Regions from separate parts of the Homo sapiens genome. Here region 1 is linked to region 2. Evidence: read pairs that join two places in POLR2A ChIA-PET (ENCODE). Cell type or tissue: OCI-LY7. All regions are shown on one strand.

Region 1 (2,500 bases), 83 kb after region 2:
ATGACAAGACATGGCAGTGGGGGTTGGGGTGGGGGCTGGCCGTCGGAGCCCCTCCGTGGACCTTAGCTGTTTCTCTCCCCTGCTAGAAGCTAGTTTTAGACTGCATGGCTTTGAGGTCCTTTCAAAGTTGACCTTCCAAGGCAGTGATTCTAGCCACAGGACCTTGAGTATTGTGGTGTATTAGGCCATTCTTGTACTGCTATAAAGAAATACCTGAGACTGGGTAATTTATAAAGAAAAGAAGTTTAACTGGCTCATGGTTCTGCAGACTATACAAACATGGCTCCAGCATCTGCTTAACTTCTGGGGAGGCCTCAGGGATCTTTTACTCATGGCAGAAGGTGAAGTGGGAGCAGGCACTTCACATGGCCAAAGCAGGAGTGAGTGAAAGAGAGAGAAAGATAAAGAGAGAGAAAGAGAGAGAGAGCAGGCAGGAGGTGCCACACTTTACAACAACTGAATCTTGGGAGAACTCACTATCACAAAGACAGCACCAAGCCATGAGGAATCTGCCCGTGATCCAAACACCTCCCACCAGGCCCCAGCTCCAGCACTGGGGATTACAATTCAATATGAGTTTTGGGTGAGGAAAGTATCCAAACTATATCATGTGGAAATACCACTGGCCATCCGAATTGAATTATTATAACAGCAGCTTCTAGCACTTCCAGAGAAAACAAGATAGCTGTTCAAAGAGCATCTGAGGGGAGGGAGTGGAGAGGCAGCCGCTCAGGTCAGCATAGACCACAGAGTGCTTTCAGCCCAGGCCAGGCAGCCTGACACCTGCCTTCCAAGTCCAGCCCTAACACTATTTCCCGCTGCTGAGCACTTGGCTAAGTCTCCTTCCTTCTCTGGGCCTTGATTTCTTTGTCTGTAAAATGAGAGCGTATAGCCCGTCCCTGTCACTAGCCAATACAACTGGGGACTGCCAGAGAGGGGGAACTCATGGCTCGCACCCCACCACCCGCCACTCTTTGATTAGGGGTCTCCTCTGGGGTCGCCCCTCCATTCATTCCCTCCACAGTTCGTGAGCAATTGTTCCTAACTTCCAGTGCCACTTACAGAATTGGGTGGCTGGTTGCAGCTCTAGCTACCTGTGCCTGCTGCAAACCTGCCACCTGGTGGACATTGCTGAAGCTGACAATTGAAATTTCTGCAAGCTCCTGAGATAGGTGCTTCTCAAACTTGAATGTTTTCATGAGTTATCTGAGAATGTGGATAAGGATTCGGTGAGTCTGAGGTAGGGTCTGACATTCTACATCTCTAACAGATTTCCAGGTAATGTCTATGCTGCTGAACTCTGCAGGCCACGCTTTGAGGAGCAAAGCCCTAGAAGATGTGGGACCAGGGCAGGAGGGCTGAAGGAAGAGGCAGGGTAGGAAGACGTCCTCGCGCAAGTCTCCTACTGTGAGCCAAGCCCTTGGGCATCAGCAAGCCTGTGAGGTGTTCATCAGCCCGGCAAATTCCCTCATAGCAAAAGCCTAAAATGTCAATGCTTTTAAGTCTCTGGGTTGCAGATTTCACTTAATTTTTGGCCTTTGAGTATCCCTTAGTTTCTGGAAAGCTCATCAGTACCTTTTAAAAAAATGTTTTTACATTTTATTCAGCATGCTCAGTTGTGTTTCACACTCAGCAAGACGAGAATACTCAGAGAATCTAATTGTTCATGCTGCCAGAAGAGATACCCTTGACCAGTGTGGTTTTATATTCCCAAAATCAAGTTGCCCATTTGCTCCCCCTATTCAATCAATAGTTTCATTAATTCATGGAGATGAACAAAGACTCCCTAGAATGAAACGTTTGTTTTTCTCTTAGAGTGTCAAATTAGACAATAATCTTAAAAATTAGGCTTTCTGGCCAGGCATGGTGGCTCACACCTGTAATCCCAGCATTTTGGGAGGCCAAGGCAGGAGGATCACCTGAGGCCAAGAGTTTCAGACCAGCCTGGGAAACATGGTGAGACCCCATCTCTACAAAAAAATTTAAAACTAGCTGGGTGTGACAGCACACACCTGTGGTCCCAGCTACTTGGAAGGCTGGGGCAGGACCACTTGAGCCCAGGAGTTCAAAGCTGCACAGAGTGAGCCTTGATTGCACCACTGCACTCCAGCCTGGGCAACAGAGTGAGACCTCATCTCAAAAAAATTAGGCTTTCTGAGAGAAAAGAGAGTTTTTAAAAATCCAGAATTTCTCTTTTATAGATTAAGAGCAAAATTGGGGGTTATCAGCAGTTTGGGTTTACCTTTATCTTTACTAAAAGGTATAGGCAAGAGAATTCACGATATAATAATTAAGGTTTCCAATGTCCTTAGGGAGAAATGGAGTGCTTTCTTAGCTAGAAGCTTGGTCAGATTGAAGAGGATAATCAGAAAAGATAGAACTAGTGTAAGATTCTATTGATTGGATAGGGAGGAATTTAACACCTTCTCCATCCTGGGCTGGTGCCCAAGCTAGAGGTTGTGGGTGATGTTGAGAAAATAAAACCTCTGATAGAAAGTCC
Region 2 (2,500 bases):
TACAGCTGAAGATTTACTTGTGTATGGAGAAGACAAGGATTGCATAGATCGTCTCCTTGGACAAAGGTAAAGGCAGAGTATACAAAAACAAAACCTGGCCGGGCACAGTGGCTGATGCCTGTAATCCCAGCACTTTGGGAGGCCGAGGCGGGTAGATCACCTGAGGTCAGGAGTTCCAGACCAGCCTGACCAACAAGGAGAAACCCTGTTTTTACTAAAAATACAAAATTAGCTGGGTGTGGTGGCATGCGCCTGTAATCGCAGCTGCTAGGGAGGCTGAGGCAGGAGAATCTCTCGAACCCAGGAGATAGAGGTTGCGGTGAGCTGAGATCACGCCGTTGCACTCTGGCCTGGGCAACAAGAGTGAAACTCCATCTCAAAAAACAAAACAAAACAAAACAAAAAAAACCTCCAGATGGTCTCTGTTTGTCCTTGGGTGCACTGATCAGCTGCAAAGAGGCAGTTTGTCTCTCAAAGGGCTGACAGAGTTATGAGGAAAGGCAGTTCTTAGTTGTATGCAGGTTTTCTGAGAATTCTGGCTACTTTAGCTATTGAGTGTTGGTCGTGCATCCCTGTCTGCGTCATGACGGCCTGTATCTTTCCATGGGTACCTGCACTATTTCTCTCATTGGAATTTGTTACATGTTTAGACTTTAGGAAATTAATAATGTGTGAATTCTGCAATGATGCTTTGGGGCCTGAGTTGAAACACGAATGTGCAAATATATGTCATAGCTGTTGATGCTTAGCTTGCAGAACAGGGGATGAAACCAGCATACTGCCATATCTCTAAGGCCATGGGTCATCTGGCTGCATGTTGGATAAAGCACAACACACAGTGAGATCTTAGAAAGCCCATTTCCTAGGATAGAGAATTGTGATAACAATTGTAAAAACATCTCATCTTCTCAGAGATATAAAAGTGAAGATTTTATTGTCATACCTTTTGGGAGTATGTCACAAAAGATGAAACGTTCTTGTTGTCTGGAAACAGCCAAAGAATCTAAGTCCACATATAAATGCATAATTTATTATTTCAGATGCGCATAAGGAAATAGTACCCATAATCCCAATTACAATTATATTGTCCACTTCATCAGAACCTGAGTGAGACTTAAGGGCAAAGAATGAGCTGATCGCGCTCTTTCTCTCTGATCAAGATCATGCTTTCCCTTTCTCCTCCCACACCTGCACACCCAGGAAAGGCATGCAGCAAGAAGCTCAAAATCTACAAGCCAGGAAGAGAGCCCTCACCAGAAACGGAAACAGCTGGCACTTTGATCTTGGACTTCCCAGGCCTCCAGAACGGTGAGAAATAAGTGTCTGTTGTTTAAGCCTATAGTCAGCCCAAGCTGACTAAGAAACATGGCCGCCCAGAATTAAGGCTTTATTTTTCAGCATCTTCTGCAGTGAACTGCATCTTCTGTGGCCACATGAATAAGTTCAGGCTAATAAGTTACAAGCAGAATTAAAGTATGGTAGCTTCTAGAAACCTTTCTTAGAGGACAGCTGGTATATGGCCTTTGCATCCCTTCCTCCTTGTCACTCTTTCTATCCTACTGCTTGGAATGTGCTGTGGAGCTGGAGCTCTTGCTGCCTTCTTAGACTGTGAGGTAATACGGACCACACTGTAGGGATGATTAAGAAGTAAGCTAGAAGGAGTTTGAGACCCTGAGGACTTGAAGGAATAGAGCTCCTACCACAGTCCCAGATTGCCTATGCTTCAGTCTCTACACAGGACAGAGAAATAAACTGCCATCTGGTTTAAACAGTGCTTCTGTGAGACTCTATTATTTGCAGTTAAGCCTAATCCTTGCTGATACACACCTTTTCCCTTATGTTAACTTGACTTCATGGGGCATAGTCCATAGGTCTCTAGGTCATTTCCTCTTAGTGGTGAGAGGCCAAATCTTGGTCCCTCTGATCACAAATACAACATGTTGAGAATGCTGTCTTCCTACCTGCAGCAAGGAATAGGGACATGTCTAGTCATCCCAGGGACTTAAGTTTTCCAGGCACTTCAATTCATTCCTGAAATAGTAGCCATGAGCTCCATGGGGGCAATGTGACTTCACTTTTACTCTGTAGGGAGCATCGCATATACAAAACATATAAAACACCTATCCTTTGCTTAAAGATGTCAATTCTTTCCTGAAAAACCTTGCTGCTCAGGGGAAAATAAATCATTAGATGGAAAAATATTTCCATTTATTTTAATGGGAAACCTATGATGCATTTCATTCTGACCAATGATATCCTCAATATTCACACATAGAAAAATCTATTGACTGAACAATGAAAGCAAGTTTATGTAAGAAACAATAATTAGAAAGTTATTAGGTAGAAGTACATAGGTAGAAGGCATTTATATGTGAAAGATACTATAGTGGAGCATATTTTACTCTCAAGGGAGGAAGAAAGATGTGAGTGGGCTGGTAGAGAAGAGATCGGAGAGGTCATTCTTTGGCAGGTGCAGTCTTCTTTCTGTACTATTTTCTTC

Evidence for each region. Peaks named below come from ENCODE experiments on the same cell type or tissue, not always from the same donor. Only the 100,000 strongest peaks of a DNase experiment are listed, where the experiment ranks them.
Region 1: POLR2A ChIA-PET joins it to region 2 with 6 read pairs; 4 of 35 experiments call an interaction of 5 or more read pairs at or near these places.

The regions. Positions count from the first base shown.
Region 1 is chr9:36,022,503-36,025,002 of GRCh38, forward strand. No RefSeq gene overlaps it. Among named protein-coding and RNA genes, the nearest start is that of RECK, 13 kb to the right of the region's middle. In OCI-LY7, CTCF peaks have their summits at 1,129 (motif pointing left) and 1,334; a DNase peak (open chromatin) is centred at 1,109.
Region 2 is chr9:35,939,417-35,941,916 of GRCh38, forward strand. No RefSeq gene overlaps it. Among named protein-coding and RNA genes, the nearest start is that of OR2S2, 17 kb to the right of the region's middle. In OCI-LY7, no CTCF peak of the experiment used is centred here; a DNase peak (open chromatin) is centred at 1,275; H3K27ac peaks cover 411 bases.